2 separate regions of the Mus musculus genome follow, and region 2 is linked to region 1. The links are chromatin loops, found by intact Hi-C in ENCODE. Cell type or tissue: heart. All regions are shown on one strand. Links, peaks and the distances in the headings refer to the core of each region. The heading gives the core; the rest is flanking DNA. Region 1 overlaps 2610507B11Rik (RIKEN cDNA 2610507B11 gene). Region 2 overlaps Supt6 (SPT6, histone chaperone and transcription elongation factor).

Region 1 (8,364 bases), core at 329-8,328:
GGACAGAACAGAGTTTAGGTTGGGACCTTTGCAGGAGGATTGGTGGTTTTGGACTGCTGTTAACAATAAAACCATAAGTTGTGTTGCTTATGAGCAGTGGATATTCTCAAAGTTGTATAGTCTAGGAAGTTAAAGATGCAAGTTGTCTGGTGAAGGTCCTCAGCTGACCCAGTGCACCCTTTGTCATCAATATCATAAGGTCTTTGTCCTTGCTGTCAGCTTCCTTTATCAATTCCATCACCTTGGAGTTTAGGATTTTAACCTAAATATCTGGCTGTCGGAGTCGAGTAGGGGGATGAACAGACAAACGTTTAGACCATGGCAGTAGGTGACAGCAGAGAGCTTAGATCCTTGAAAGAAGTGCTAGGGACACTGCATATGAGGAGGGTGTGTGGGTTTTGTAATCTCTAAAAGTGAAGCTAGGGAAGCGCTTCCTCACCTACGTGTCAACCACAGCTTGAATACGTCTGTCCTTTCCTTTGTAGCAATATCCCAGCCCCGAATTCTGGTGTATAGTAGTACCCTGCGCTGGATGCAGAATTTCTGGGCAACTTGGACTAGCATCACAAGGCCTATCTGTAGAGGAAAACTGTTTAATAACTTGAAGCCCAGCAAGAAAAAACTTGGCCAGCACTACAAACAGCTTTCCTATACTGCACTGTTTCCCCAGCTACAGGTTAGACTCAGCATCTAACAGTAGTTAACTGGGTTTCCCTTTCTTAGTTTTTTTTATTTTCTAATATGTTGAATCTCTTAATCCTCTCTTCTGCCATCCTTTCTTCAGTTTTTTTTTCTCTCTCATTACCAGGTACATTACTGGGCTTCCTTTGCCCAGCAACGGGGCATCCAGATTGAGTGCAGTCAGGGCCATGTCTTCACTCGGGGAACTCAGCGGCTTATACCTCAAGGTCAGGCCAGAGGGTCTGTTTCTCCTAGTCTATTCCTTGGGTTTCTTCTTGGTTCCGTTCTCCTCTTCTCACATAACTTTCATACATTCTGCATGGAATATATGCTCCTTTTTTTTCAGCTGGCACAGTGATGCGGCGCCTTATTTCTGAGTGGAGTGTAACCCAGATGGTGAGTGACTTAAGTCAGGTGACTGTTCATCTGATGGCTTCACCCACTGAAGAGAACGCTGACCACTGCCTTGATCCCTTGATCACAAAGACCCACCTATTGAGCCTGTCTTCCCTTACTTACCAACGGCACAGCAATCGCACCACTGAAGAGGTACTGCTTGACAGTCTCTTATCAGTTTATGTTAGTGTCTCAATTTCAGTGGGTAAAATAGACTACTGGTGGCTTAGCAGAAGTTTCTAGTCGTTTTGGAGACTTTAGAAGTCCAACAATATAGTATCATGTCATGTGGCTTTTACTGTCATGTGGGCCCTACCCTCATGTGCCTGTCCACACCTGTTATCTCCTGAGTCCAAATAGCATTTCCTTGGGGTGAGAGTTAAATTCTGGTAAGGTTTCTGTGTTCATACTGTGTATGTCATTATGATATATTCACTTGGTATAGTTGTGTCAGCTGCTCTTTTTAAGTTGCATTTATTGGGTTGGTGGTTACATATGTGTGCAAGTGAGCAGACAGTTAGCAGGAGTCAGTTTTCTCCTCCCACCCTATTAGTCCAGAAGATCCAACTCAAGCCATTGGTTTGGTGGTAAGTACCCTTACCCACTGACCCATCTCACTAGCTGCTGCTGCTTCTTTTTAATTTTTATTACATTAATGTAAAAAGAAAAGAAAGATGTTTGTATGTCTGTGTGTGCATTTGTACACAGGGATCAAACAGAGGTCACCAAGCTTGGCAGCAAACACTTTTAAATGCTGAGTGTGATCAGCTGCTGCTGCTGTCTTGTTTTATTTTTGAGATAGTCTTGCTGTGTAGCCCAAGTTTGGCTTGAATTTTTTTACTTTTCTGTCCTCTTGCCACTGCCTGAAGTGCTGGGATTACAGGCATGTGCTATCTGTCACATAGCGACATCATCCTTGAGAACTCCTGAGCTGGGTATTCGGTTCAGTGTCAGGTATTGGATTAATGAGTTCAATCCCTGGCACCACCGTTCCCCACAAAAAAAAGAAAAAAGAAAGAAAGAAAATTCCTTTTCTTCTCTCCCTCTTAACAAATCTCTTGGTCTTCAGGAAATAGTAAAAGTTTGTTTTTTAAGCCGGGCGTGGTGGCGCACGCCTTAAATCCCAGCACTTGGGAGGCGGAGGCAGAGGCAGGCGGATTTCTGAGTTTGAGGCCAGCCTGGTCTACAAAGTGAGATCCAGGACAGCCAGGGCTATACAGAGAAACCCTGTCTCAAAACCAAAAAAAAAAAAGTTTGTTTTTTAAGATTTTATGCTCTACCTACATATACGCCTGCAGGCCAGAAGAGGGCACCACATCCCAGTTCAGATGGTTGAGAGACACCATGTAGTTGCTGGGAATTGAACTTGGGACCTCTGGAAGAACAGACAGTGCTCTTAACCTCTGAGCCATCTCTCTGGGATGAGTAAAAGTTCTTTCTTTCTTTTTTTTTTTTTGTTTTTTTGGGGTGTTTTTTTTGGGTTTTCAAGATAGGGTTTCTCTGTGCAGCCCTGGCTGTCCTGGAACTCACTTTGTAGACCAGGCTGGCTTCAAACACAGAAATTCGCCCACCTCTGCCTCCTGAGTGCTGGGATTAAAGGCGTGCGCCACCACGCCTGGCTGAGTAAAAGTTCTTTTTTTTTTTTTTCCATTTTTTATTAGGTATTTAGCTCATTTACATTTCCAATGCTATACCAAAAGTCCCCCATACCCACCCACCTGAGTAAAAGTTCTTAACACTTTGTTTAGTGCTGGCTTTCTCCATCTTTCCCAGTTAAGTATAGCATTTGAAATTAACTGATTCATTAAAACTGCATTAAGTGCAGTTAGGATGTAAAGTAATGTACAAACTAAGACGACTTAATATTTCTCGAGGGTCTTGCCATTTCTCCCTCTGTTTATAGCAAGTTTGTCTCTGCATTTCTGTTCAGGAATAGAGGTGGGAATGTCTGTGTGACCCTGGTACCCTTTTCCTGTTTCTCAGGAGCTTTCTGCTCGAGATGGTGATCCTGCCTTTCATACACACCAGCTGTATTTGGTAGATTTACGGATTTCCTGGACAACCACCAATAGGGACATTGCCTTTGGCTTATATGATGGCTACAAAAAAGCAGCTGTACTCAAACGTAATCTCTCTACTGAGGCCCTGAAAGGTTTGAAGATTGATCCTCAGATGTCAGCCAAAAAGCCAAAGCGGGGTATCCCACCTAGTGCCCAAGTCCCACCTCATGTCAGCACTCCCAGCTTCAGTGGACGGCCTGATAAGGGATCATCAGGAGGTAGGCTGGGACAGATGAGACTATGGGTTTACATTTAGAACGTGAACATGTGCTTGGAAAAGGCCTTAAGAATGACTCAGTTATGACTGGTTCCATCTCGATACAGACACAGAGATGCAAGTGTCATTTATTTATATTCGGCCATCTTGGGTTTATATTGCTAAAAATGAGGAAGCTTTGAAAGTCTGTCCTGTGGCCAGAAGATCAGCAAGAATTGGAATCAGAAGAGAAAGGGAAAGAAGCAGAGTTAAGAATGCTTTATTGCTGATGTAGTTGAACACATTTTTAATCTCAGCACTCAAGGCAGAGGACAGCCTGGTCTGTACAAATTCTAGGCCAGCCAAGGCTGTAGAGTGATACTTTTTCTAAACAAAACAATAACAAAAAAAGAACTATTTTTCAAAATTTCAATATTGGACATTGAACTCAGACATTCTAAGCAACTACTAAGATCATATCCACAGCCTTGCATCATTTTGATACATTTACTTTGTTAAGGCAACAAAGATTTAAGTGCTTAGTTGGCATAAAACTGAAACACTACCAGGTTCTTTTTTTATCTTTAGCACTCTGGGGAAAATCTTGAAGGTAAGTAAGACTTGGCAAGAAAGGAATGGCATTTTAGGGTATAACGAATACAAGGCAATGCAAGTTAGTGGTGCCCGTGAGAACAAGTGGAGAAGTGTCAGTGCCATGCAGAAGGAATTCAAAAAATAGGGAAGTTACAGTGAAAGGGAAGGAAATGAGGTGAGGACTTAAATTGAGTTTTTAGGGTATGGCTTGTGGAATGTGTGGAAATGGGGGAAGGGGCAGTCAGTGAGGAGGGAATGACCTGGATAAGAATGATATTAGGGAGCCGGGCGTGGTGGCGCACGCCTTTAATCCCAGCACTCGGGAGGCAGAGGCAGGCTGAGTTTGAGGCCAGCCAGGGCTATACAGAGAAACCCTGTCTCGGAAAAAAAAAACAAAAAAAAGAGAATGATATTAGGAAAGGGTGACCTGTTCAGAGATGGCAAACAGTTTGTTTTCCTTAACACAGTAATAAGAGGAGTGTAAGGAGTGGGTTAGAAAGATTGTTGGGATGGGGATCGTTGGGAGACCTTCCACATTAGGAATGAAGAACTATTGAAGTCTCTGAATAGACTGTCACAATTAGATTTCAACAGGAAGGTAGCTCTAGCAGTGTTGTGTGGGAGGACTGGTGGTGGACAGACAGATGAGGAAACTATTACAGGGTATCAACAGGAGGCAGCAAGGACTGGAAGGAGGTGGAACAGCTGGGATGCGTAAGAAGGACAGAACGTCACTGTGCATATAGGAGACTTGGCTGCTGGAAGGAGTTAAAATGGGGAAAGTATAAGCCTGTTCTATAGCACTGTAGAAGCGGAGACAAGCGGACACACCTGGGTTCAGTTCCTGCCATTGTCTGGATGTGGACCCTAGGAACAAAAATAACACCATTTAAACTGGTATTTCTATTTTTATTGGAAATCGTTCACTTTTATTTTTAGTAACACTGAGGGGAACTAAATAGCTTTTATCTTATCCTTTGGGTCAAGGGTTGGATAGAGTGAACTGCACCCGTGTTCCAGGTTGAAGATGTAGCTCAGTCCTTACCTAGACAGGAAGTAATAGAAGCTCAGTGTGGTCCTGCATGTGTTCTCCTTCCCTTCGAGACGCTGACCTTTCCCCATTTCCGATTTCCTTGCCAGGTGCTTACATGTTGCAGAAGCTGATTGAAGAGACAGACAGATTTGTAGTATTCACAGAAGAGGAATCCGGTATGAGTGACCAATTGTGTGGCATTGCTGCCTGCCAGACAGATGACATATACAACCGAAACTGCCTTATTGAGCTGGTTAACTGCCAGGTATCTTTTTTTAATAGGAAACCAGTACGAAGATAGATCCCAAATAAAAATGTTTACTTCCCTATCATTTTTTTAAAAATACAAAAAAAAAATTAGGATTCTACAAGTTGGATGTGGCGGCTCACACCTTTAACCCAAGGAAGGCTCTTGGGAGGCAGAGCCAGGGGGAATCTTTGAGTTTGAAGACAATATAGTGAGACCCTGCCTCAAAAAGGGGGGCTGGGAGGGGGTCCCACTGTGTGGCTCAGGCTGGTCTCAAACTTGGCTGTCTTTGCCTTGGTTTCCTGAGTGCTGAGGGCTTGTTATTGCTAAACTCAATGTTTCTCCACGTATAACTGAAGAATGGGTGGCGAGAACTCAGCTTTGTACCTTTCTGTAGGTTTCCTGAGTAACACTTCCACGTATAAAACCCAATAAAGCTTGCTCTGTAAGCTAGAGTTAGCAGTGATCTGAATACCCTTCTCAGCCCCCTTTGTGTCTAAAACTGCATTTCTCTTGACATAGATGGTTCTTCGTGGAGCAGAGACAGAAGGCTGTGTCATTGTATCGGCTGCCAAAGCTCAGTTGCTGCAGTGCCAACACCATCCAGCTTGGTATGGTGACACACTGAAACAAAAGACTTCCTGGACTTGCCTGTTAGATGGCATGCAGTATTTTGCCACCACTGAAAGCAGCCCTACTGAACAGGATGGCCGACAGCTCTGGTTAGAGGTTAGTCAGCCTGGGTGGGGAGGTCCATTGTATATCTCTAGTTTTCTATAGTTGGCCCCTTCAACTAGAACCACTGGGAGATTCTTCATAGTACCTACCTTTCTGCTTAGTAGGAAAGGAAGCTGCTGATACCGTGACTGTGAGCAGCCTCTGTGCTGTAGGAACTAGTGCTTTTCTCTCCTGTGGCACTGTTACATTTACCAGCACTAGAGTAAGTAGACAGGAACTTTTTCCTTTTTTAGTTTGTAGTCCCTTAATAAACGTCACACAAACAGGCAACTAAGGAAATAGACAATGGATCTGAGAACTTTTTTTGTCAGTTTGAGACAAGTCTTGCTATGCAGTTTGGTCTCAGGCCCAGGTAGCCTGGAACTGGAGATCCCTTTGCCTTAGCATCTGTAGTGCAGGAAACGTGTCACATGGCTAGCCAAGGGTTTGTTTTTTTGTTTTTTGTTTTTTTTTCATAGCCTTTCATAAAGATGATTGTTTCAGCAATCATTGTTTTTTGTTTTTCAAGATAGGGTTTCTCTGTGTATCCCTGGCTGTCCTGGAACTTGCTATGTAGACTAGACTGACCTCAAACTCAGATATACACCTGCCTCTGTCTCCCAAGTCCTGGGGTTAAGGGCATGTGCTACCACCAACTGGCTAAGGTAGAACATTTTAATTTCTAAGATAGGCTCTTAGACTTACCGGAGGGTTGATGATCATGAGGCATATCAGGCTAGTGTTGTATATTATCATTTATATATTTGACATGTGGTAAGTGTGCACATAAATTAAAGGATTCAGTTATATCTGATAAAAAAACAATAAAAAACATGAATGATGATAATAAAATGAACCAGAGTGATAACCTCTTTTGTAGATCTTCTTGTCCCTGGCTAGAATGTCTGCAAAGGAACTTCTGGTTCAGTCAAGGCAACCTCAAGTGTAATGATGCCAGACACAGATGAACATTTAGATCAGATGTCAAGCCGAGTATGGCCAGGTTAGGTCACATAGGAAGTTAACCAACCATGTCTATTACTAGTATTCTTGGGGGTAGTCACAGAAAGTATCTTAGCTGGAGTTCTGGCTCAGTGGTAACACTTGATTATTATGCATAAGGCCCTGGGTTTGATCCCCATAACCACCAAAGAAATAGGGATGTAGGAGTGGTAATTATCTATGTAAAGGTGGGCAGAAGTTTCTGGGCATTTATAAGCAATGCCACCTTTTATAGTTGAAGGCTTTTTTCCCTCCCCTAAGTTGCATTAGCATTAAAGTGGAGAGATCCTTAGAGTTAGAATATGATTTTTCTCTTCCCCAGGTGACTTTGTGATTCAGTAGATCCGTCATCCAAATCCTGGATCTCTAAAATATTCGTGTGTGTCATTTATATATTTTTTTTGTAAGTTTTTTTTTTTTTAAATGTGTTTGTGAGTCTGCCATGTATGTATAAGTGCCCTCAAGAACCAGAAGAGGGTGTCAGGTCTAAAACTAATTACAGGTGATTGTGAGCTGCCATATAAGTGCTGGGAACTAAATCTGGGTCCTCTGCAAGAAGAGCAAGTGCTTCTAACTGCGAGTCATCTCCAGCCCCTAAAGCCTTATTTATGTTTATTTATTTTTAATATGTATGGGTACTTTGCCTGCGTGTATGTCTGTGTATCCAATGTATGCTTGGTGCCTGCAGAGGCTAGAAGAAAGTGTTAGATCTTATGAGACTTAGAATTACAAGAAGTTGTTAGATGTCCAGTTGATGCTGGGAATAGAACCTTCATCTTTTGGAAGAGCAGTCCGTGAGTGTTCGTAACCACTGAAACATGTCTCCAGTCCTGAAGCCTTGATCTTACTGCTTTGATTTTTCATGCCATTCATTCTGTTAGTTACCCTGATCTCCAAAGTGACAATATCAGAATGGTTTTCTTTTTAAGTAGGTGTATGTATAAGTGAGCATGTGATGTGTGTGCAATAAATATGTGCCTGTGCATTCCCAGAGGCCACAGGAACGGGCATTAAACGTCTATCATGTTGTGCCTTATTCCCTTGAGACAGGGTCTTTCATTGAAATTGGAGCTAGGCTGGGATTTAGCATGCTCCAAAATGTTTCTGTCTCTACCTTCCATAGAACTGGGATTACAGGAATGGGTGGCCTTCCCTGGATTTTTACATTGGTACTGAGGATTTAAACTCAGGCCCTATTATGTATGTATGAGAGAGATCTGTTGTTTTTAGAGGTTAAAAGATAATAGTTTTGTGGAGTCAATTCTCCCACTTTTTAATGTGTGACTGCCTAAATGTCTGTATATCATCTGCATGCCCTCTGACACCAGAAGGAGGGTGTCAGATCCCTAGAACTAAAATTACTTACTAGGTAGTTGCTGATGTCGGTGCTGGAAACCAAACCCTGATCTTCTGGTAGAACAACAAACAAATGCTCGTT
Region 2 (8,364 bases), core at 79-8,078, 53 kb before region 1:
ACAAGCCCAGGCAGTGGTGGCACACGCCTTTAATCCCAGCACTTGGGAGGGTCAGTACGAGGCCAGCCTGGTCTTCAGAACAAGCTCCAGGACAGCCAGGGCTACAGAGAGAAACCCTGTCTCAAAAAAACTACCAACTAACCGAAACCTCCAACCAAACCAAAAGATGACGTGTAACTGCATGGCTTGAAAGTGTGTCAACACAAGCAGAATTAGTATCATTCACATCAGAAAAAACATTGTCGTGAATGGTGGTGAAGCGCTCTCTGAAATCCCTTGTTTCCATTGGAAGAAGAAATTCAGCTCTTCTGGTTTTTCTATCATGGCTTATGGTCATTGTAGTATATACAGTATAGCATAGCATAGCATAGCCCAGAACAGTATAGCATAGCGAGGAGCAGGGTTCGCCCCTCTGGGCCTGAGGTTGGACTCTGATACTCAATGGGCTAAGTAATTCTCAACAACCTATTTTACCTCTCTGATCTGTCAATCATATTGGCAAAAATTCTTCACACTTAACGAAATGATTGTTTTTAATCAATACAAGCTTACCTTCAGCAGGTGGGTCCCTTTTCGGGGTCCCAGGCCACAGACATACTGGATCAAGGCCTGGCTGTAAGGATGGGCAATGGCACGGTTGACATCCACCCCGACCTCATTGACCCGGTTGATGAATTCACAGTACAAGGCGTTAAGCAGCTCCTCTTTCACAACATGCTCCTAGCAACACAGCAGCAGTAAGGTTACCGTGCCTTCTTACCCTCCTGGCCTACTTGCCAATTCTACTCACCTGCAAGGGATGAAACTTGAGACACAGGATGTCTTCATCTGAGCTGCACACCTGGGCAAATTCTATCAGAGGGTCTTGGATACGCCGGGCTAGAGAGACAGCTTGTCTCAAAACTGGTGGATAATCCCGGAACTCTGCCTAGAACCAAAGAAAGGTCACAGAACCTTAGTGTTCTCAGTGACCAGGAAGAGAGAGACCATACCACCCTGGCAGGAGGCCACTCTCTTATCTTCTTTGAGCCCTTCCTTTCCTAGAATCAATTTAATCTCTGCAGTTGCCAACCTGAACTATGTCTGGTAGCCCAGGAAGTGTGTGAGTAGGTAAATTAACAGGCCTAACCTGGACAACCTGTATTTCCTGTCCAGTCTCTGAGGTCTAGAGCAGTCCCCAGAGCAAGCCTTGAGGTAGGGAGTCAGCATTACCTCTGATTTCTTGCTGTTCATGTACAGAATGGCCAGCTCATTGTCAACCAGCTCCACCCCAATAGAAGACAGCTGTTGGCCTTGGTCCAGCTCATGCACTATCCGCTTCACATCCTCAGTCAGCATCTGGGCATCCCTAGAAGGATGAGCAGTACTGGTTAAAGGATGCCCTTCCTCAGGGATGGAGAGTGTTGCTGATGCGTGAGTGTGGAGAAAAGAGCTTTAAAGACAAAGAACCACCTCTCCAGAGAAACCCAAGGGTGTCAACATCACCCCCTGACACAAAGCCTCTGCTCCAGACTGTACCCGATTTAGCAATAAGAGACGAGGGACTGGGTCACAGCCTTGCCCCAGGCTTTCCCAGAGCCCCGCGCTCCTCCTTACCTGTTCTCTCCTGCGATAGTGACCACATGAGGCTTCTTATTCACAAGAAACTTCTTTAGGGTTTCAATATCTTGAGCCTGAATTAAAAGAAAATTGTAGCTGAACAACTCTGAGCATGGAAAGTTTTCTGGGTACGGTGGTATGTCTTTAATTCCAGCATTTGGGAGGCAGAGGCAAGCAAATCTCTATGAGTTTGAGGTCAGCCTGGCCTACAAAGGGAGTTCCAGGACTATGACACAAAGAAACCCTGTCTCAGGAAAAACAAAAGAACAATCAACATCCCCCCCCCTTAAAAAAACAAGAACATAAACCATAGTTGTTAACTTTGTTAAATTTTTTAGAATAAGGGTCTTATAAAATTTTAAGATATCATTATGATAAGTCTACAGAGTGACTTCTAGGACAGCAAGAGCTACACAGAGAAAGCCTGTCTCAGAAAACCAAAAAAAAAAGAAAGAAAGAAAGAAAGAAAGAAAGAAAGAAAGAAAGAAAGAAAAGGAAATTCAGAAATATTTCAAATTCAGCCTTCTTATGAAAAAAGAGGTGATGACGGGGAGAAGCAGGGAGAGGCTGGCGTAATTCCCCAGTGGCTCTCAGCTCATGGGACAGTGTGACCCAGATGCTGGTAAGAAGAGAAGCAGCCAAGACAGATGCAGAGGGACACAGGCCTGGGCACCGGCTGCATACCAGAGAGAAACCACACCCAGTAACTGAGTGCCATCTACTGCCTGCAGAATTAAGACAGACTTCCAGAGATGAGATAGTTTTTAAACATTACAATGGGGATCAGAGCCGGCCTTTAAACCCAGCACTTGGGAGGCAGAGGTAAATGAATCTCTGCGAGTTCAAGGCCAGCCAAGGCTACACAGTGAAATCCTATCTCAAAAAACAAAACAAAACAACAACAACAAAAACATGGGAATCAAAGTATCAGTAAACAGTGTGGTTTACTGTTTTTTTACGTGGTGGTGGTGGTGGTGCATGCTTTTAATCCCAGCAATGGAGGGGCGCCAGGGAGGGTAGAGGAAGGCAGATCTCTGAGTTCAAAGCAGCCTGGCCTACATCTGATACTATTCCCTAAGGTTATCACATTCCTCTGGTGTATCCTTAATGAGTGATAAACTTATTTATGTGAGGTTCTGTTGTTTTGATCTCGCTGATTGCAGAGCGCACCCCGGGTACACGCACGTGACCAGTGTTGTAGAGATTTACCTTCTTTTCCCGCTCCTCTTCTCTCCATGCAGTTCGCCGCTTGGTAAAATGGGGCAGGCGGAGGAAATCAGTCACTTCTCCTTCACCATTGACTAGGGCACAGAACACAGGGTGATCTCTGCCAGCCAGCCAGCCACGGAGAGAACAGCGCAACAGTTAGCAATCTGAACCATGAATGGGAAGAAGAAAACATGAAAGACGGAGAGAGATGGTGCAGGGCAGACAGGTACCTGGCAGAGGAGAAAGCAATGCCTAGGACTCGGATGCCCTTCCCCTGGTTCTCATCCATAAAGTCGTCGTCCTCCTCTACCTGCTGATCTGGACGGTAGGGTGCCACTCTCAACCAGTTGTAGAGCTTTCGGCTACAGGCCTAAAGGAAAGACCCAGCAGGCACTGTGGTCACCAGGGCCTTCAAGCGGACAAAGGCATGTATTCATGGGAGCACATCTTCCTAGCTACTTGGCAGGCTTACAAGTAGTTCTACAAAGAAGGAAAGTTAGGGCATCGTGGCATGAGCACACAGGAGGATCACAAGGTCAAGCCTGGGTTAAGAGAGAGAGAGAGAGAGAGAGAGAGAGAGAGAGAGAGAGTGTGTGTGTGTGTGTATGTGTGTGTGTGTATGGAGATAGATAAGTCTTAGCATATAAAGAAAGGCCCCCGCTGCCAGCCCTGACAACCCGAGTTCAATACATGGGAACCACATAGCAGAAGGGGAGAATCAACTTCTGAAAGGTAACCTTGACCTTCACATATCTGTGCATATACCCATACACATAATAAATAAATAAATAAATAAATAAATAAATAAATCAGACCAAAATGAGCTTAGGGCTAGGGTGGTATGCTCAGTAGTAGAATACTTGCCTACTTGTGCAAGGCCTTGGGTTAACTACCTAGTTACCACCCCAGAGAGGGCAGACGCATGAGCTTGTGGGCCTCACCTTCACAACACTCTCCCTGGCCTCAGCTAGCAGCTTGTTCTTAAGTTCTTTGGCCATTTGCACGTAGAGGAACTGCTGCAGAGCTCGCTCAATGGCCATAGTGCGCTGCCGGTTCCATTCCTGTACTTGGTGGCTGAACTCATCCCGGTAGTAAAACTGCTTGATCTCCTCAAAATATGTCTGGTCATTACCATACCTGAAGAAATATACAAAGCTCTGGTTCTGACAGAGAAAACACAACGCTCAGACATGCACAAGTGAACCAATGGTAAGCTCATATAACTCAGAAATGGTGGTTTGCGTTCCTGAGAGCTGCCCTCCCTCCACCAACTTCTTCCAGCTCAAGGCTTCACTTACCCTTCCACTCCCTTCATATCTATGCTGATGTCAATGGTGAGCAGCCCTTCATCCTCAGCCAGGCCTATCTTGAGGAACTGGTCGTCTCTCAGCTCTTTAACAGGCTTGTTCTTTAAGTACTTAAAAGAGTAAGCGTAGTGGGCCTCATCCACATCCTAAAGTCACAGAGAGGACGGCGTGAGCGGGAGGCAGTGCTTGCTCAGGGAGGAGAGGCTGCCATTGGGCTCCACATAGATGCAGTTTAGTGTGGCGGTTTAGAACAGTCGCCCTTTCCCCAACTTACCTTTCTACCTTTCTTGGTTGGGGTTATGTTTAGCTTGGCTCTCTCCTGAAAGGTTTGTCTCAGCACCTGTCTGACAAGGGGCTCCCTGGCAATCTGTAGTGCAACCATGTATCGGGCACCTTCAAGCACAGCTTCTGGTGTAGGGAACTGGCTGTGGGGACAACAGTGGAGCTGCAGGATGAGGGTGTCTCATCCGGGTCACCCCTCCTGCTGGTCCACTACTGCATGCCCACCTGCACACGTAATCTTTGGCCAGCTCCAAAGGCTCTGCAGGGAACTGCTCTGTCTCGTGGCGCTGGTAGCTGTCACGGAGGTTCTCCCCAAACTGCTCAGGTGTGAGGCCAAACTTTTTGGCCAGGCCATCTAGAGCAAACAGAAGAGTGATAGGTGAGGCTGCAGCCAGCCAGCAGAATGCTCAGTGGTTACAGGGACAGCAGCTGTCTTGGAAATCAGACAACAAGACAATTAGCAGGCAGGGCAGGTCACCAAAAGGCAACAAATAAAACCTGACTTTAATCACCTGGAAGACTTAACTACTTTAGAAATTCAAGAGCCACTGGATAATCGTAGGGAAGGGGATATATAAAGATGGCTGGGGAACGAGTGTTCACGGAGACCTGGGTAAGTAACTAAGGCATTCTTTCTTGTTCCTGTCCACTAGGGGATTATTGCAGCTGTTTCCTTATTTAAAGCTACAATGCCTAGGTGACAAAGAAGGTGGTTTGTACCTAGCCCGGCACTCTGGCAGATGGTATACATGTCTCGGCGGGAGGCTTGCTTGAGCTCTGGTCCCCTCTGTTCCTCATCTTCAGCCTCCTCACCTTCACCTGGGAACAAAATTTGAGACCAGTCAGCTCTTGTTTCTGAGGTGCTTCCAAGGATCTGAGAAAGCTCCAAGGACGTGCACGCCAACCAGTGACAGAGCATCCCTTCTCCACACGCACCTTCTTCATCGCCATCCTCCTTTATGCGTTTCAGCTTCTTCCGGCTAGCCTTGGCAGCATTCTGCATCTTGGGGATGTCACGCCCGTAGTAAAGTAAGAAATGGTTGTAGACGTCTTTCAGTTCATCCATTGACTGAACATCTTTGAGCCTGAAGGGGAAAGGTGCAGCATCCCGTTACTGAGCGAGCTCTGCTGTAAGGTGTCTAGGTCCCAGGAGGCAACATCAAGTAGGACGAACAAAGTCATACAATAGTTCCTAGCTTCAGCTCAAGCACAGCTAAGGTATCTTAAGGAAATGCAACTTGTTGGGAGTGGCAGTGCATGATTGAATATTTAAAGACTGAAGCTAGAAGCTTGCTTCAAGTCTGAGGTAAGCCTGGGACATTCAGCAACATCCTACTTCAAAAACAAACAAGAGCCGGGTGGTGGCGGCGCACACCTTGAATCCCAGCACTTGGGAGGCAGAGGCAGGAGGATTTCTGAGTTTGAGGCCAACCTGGTCTACGGAGTGAGTTCCAGGATAGCCAGGGCTACACAGAGAAACCCTGTCTCGAAAAAACAAAAAACAAAAAAACAAACAAAAAAAAGAAAAACAAAAAAAAAGAAAAAACAAAACAAACAAACAAACAAACCAAAAAACCCAACAAGAAAGCTGGGTGTGAGAGCTGGGAGTATGAGCAGCCAGAGGCCAGACTGGATTATAGGAGATCCTGTAACAAGATGTACACACTTACACAAAATAAGGACACAAACTTACACAAACTGAAATGATCAGTGGTAATTATTAGAAGTGAATGTATAAAAGTCAGGTATGGCAGGACATCCCTGTAGTCTCAGTACTAGAAAGACAGGCTAACTAGACTATAAGACTGAGGTCAGTCTGGGCTGCACAGTAAGACTTTGTCTCAAGAGAAAAAAGTGGTATAAAGAAGAGGCAGACACAGACGTGCCTAGTGAAGTTCAAAGTCCTTGAAAGTACTTCTTAGCTTAAGTACTACCCACCCAAACTATCTGTTGCCCTCCACTACCACACTGTTCAGGCTCCCAAATTACTTTCCAATTATAAAGTGTTTCTTCTTATGCAACCTTCTGTACACTGGGTGAATGCACATGTTATCTGATGGGAACACACGACACAGGGGCTGGTGAGATGGCTCAGAGGGAAAGCACCTGCCTGCCACTGTATTGCCTGATACCTTTCCTGTTTGCTCAATTCTGGTGCTGGGATTACAGGTATGGGACATCACATCTAACTTGAATTTCTAATTCTTTTTAACAATTTAATTTTGGTAAAGAAATCAATTTGTTTTTTATCTACCAATACAGGAAACCAAAATGAATGTCAGTCTCCTCCCCCATAGAGCTCTATATGGCTCAGGCTAACCTTGAACTCATGATCTTCCAAGCTCTACCTCTCCAGTTACAGAAGTGGACCACCACTCAGCTACAAAGTCCACTTTTAGCTGGGCGCGGTGGACAAGCCTTTAGTCCTAGTACTTGGGAGGCAGAGGCAGGAAGATCTCTGAGTTCCAGCCTGGTGAGTTCTAAAGCAGAAGGAGCTACATAGGAGACCCTGTTTTGAAAAATTAAACACAAAGAACGAAGTTTTTGATGTACTCTAAATTTGGACTCTAAAGGCTGCAGACCTATGCTGCAAATTCTGCAAAGCAACAGTGCTCCTGAGGACCTGCCTTCAGCCTGCAGGCGCCCAGTAACAAAGTTAGCCCTGCAGTCCTACCTCTCCATGTCAGTAGTATCTAGAGCCCGGATGCCGTCAGCAAGAGGTTTGTCAGGGTCAGCAGAGATTTGCTCATACTGATAAGCCTGCATCTTCTCAAACAGCCGTGTTAGGTTCTCTTTGCGGATTCTCAGCTGAGTCCACTAGGGCAGAGGAAGGCAGGAGTGAGGACTGGGGTTCAGCTCTGGAGACTCAGGTCTGCTGCTCCCCTTAGCAAAGCCCAATGTAGGAAGCTGGCAGTCCTGGAGGTCACAGCTGCAGAACCCCATACTGGTTTTCCTCCACCCCAGTTCTCAGCTCCTTGTGGGCCTTTTGTCCATGTTACCTTCTCATCCCACTGCCACACCCTCCACAGGTCATTGATGTGCAGCTCAGGTTCCACATACTCCTTTCGGTAGAAGGCAATGAAAGGCACCTATGGTAGCAAGGACACTACTGTCATCCAGAAGAAAGATCTGAAAGTATCTCTTCTGCTGGAAGATAATAATTTCCTAGACTAAAAGCTCCACAAAATTCAAATTAGAAGAAAGCCCTCTCCAACTGGCCTGACCAGTGAAGTGCTCTCCCTAGTGGAGGAGGTAAACTGTCAACAAGTATCCTCTCCCCTGGATCACTAGTACCTCTTGCTAGTGCCCCTACCACGCCTGAGCCAAGGGACTCCTAAGGATGAGGAAGGGGGTTACCACTTGACTTGTAGCTATCTCTTGCCTTATCCTCTAATTTCTAAAGAATTTCTAACTACCGGGCTACCAGAGCTCACGGAGTTACCTCAAAATGCTGATTCCGCATGAAGCCCAGGGCCTCTTTGATCTTCTGAACTGTGCTGGGCCCTTTACGACTGAAGCTACTAGTTGGCTGCCCACGGTCTAGGTAATCACAGCTGTCCTACAATAAGAAGCAAAACAAAACACAGACAGCAAATCATGTTACCCTGTGACTTACCACACAGAGCTTCATAACATTCATAGACATTTTCCTTACATATACACATACAGTGCTCTTTCCATGCATAAAGAAGGAAGCGTCACACAGGGGAGGGACAGCTTCTCAGTCTCATGAACTGGTTTCTCATTTGCATTGGAATTCTTGTTTTGTTTTGTTTTGTTTTTGCAAGCTAGCTAGCTTGCTTCCTTCCTTTCATGTAAATACACTGTTGCTGTCTTCAGACACCCGAGAAGAGGGCATCAGATATCATTACAGATGGTTGTGAGCCACCATGTGGTTGCTGGGATTTGAACTCAGGACCTTTGGAAGAGCAGTCAGTGCTCTTATCCTCTGGGCCATCTCACCAGC

What was found. A loop is a pair of places that touch in the nucleus more often than their neighbours do. Peaks named below come from ENCODE experiments on the same cell type or tissue, not always from the same donor. Only the 100,000 strongest peaks of a DNase experiment are listed, where the experiment ranks them.
Region 2: a loop joins it to region 1, with 1.9 times the contacts of the local background. A loop is called at or near these places in 14 of 42 quality-filtered maps.

What each region holds. Positions count from the first base shown.
Region 1 is chr11:78,273,980-78,282,343 of GRCm38, forward strand. It overlaps 2610507B11Rik (RIKEN cDNA 2610507B11 gene), which reads left to right. Exons shown (of 39, transcript NM_001002004.2): 21 at 486-676; 22 at 809-908; 23 at 1,028-1,230; 24 at 3,061-3,355; 25 at 5,068-5,225; 26 at 5,730-5,936. Among named protein-coding and RNA genes, the nearest start is that of Rskr, 13 kb to the right of the region's middle. In heart, for the core only: a CTCF peak has its summit at 2,375 (motif pointing right); a DNase peak (open chromatin) is centred at 5,052.
Region 2 is chr11:78,221,558-78,229,921 of GRCm38, forward strand. Supt6 (SPT6, histone chaperone and transcription elongation factor) reads right to left here. Exons shown (of 37, transcript NM_009297.2): 9 at 7,840-7,956; 10 at 7,397-7,486; 11 at 7,072-7,214; 12 at 5,334-5,482; 13 at 5,118-5,216; 14 at 4,623-4,752; 15 at 4,390-4,540; 16 at 4,107-4,261; 17 at 3,750-3,945; 18 at 3,039-3,178; 19 at 2,809-2,926; 20 at 1,597-1,673; 21 at 1,213-1,348; 22 at 791-928; 1 more. Among named protein-coding and RNA genes, the nearest start is that of Supt6, 20 kb to the right of the region's middle. In heart, for the core only: no CTCF peak of the experiment used is centred there; no DNase peak of the experiment used is centred there.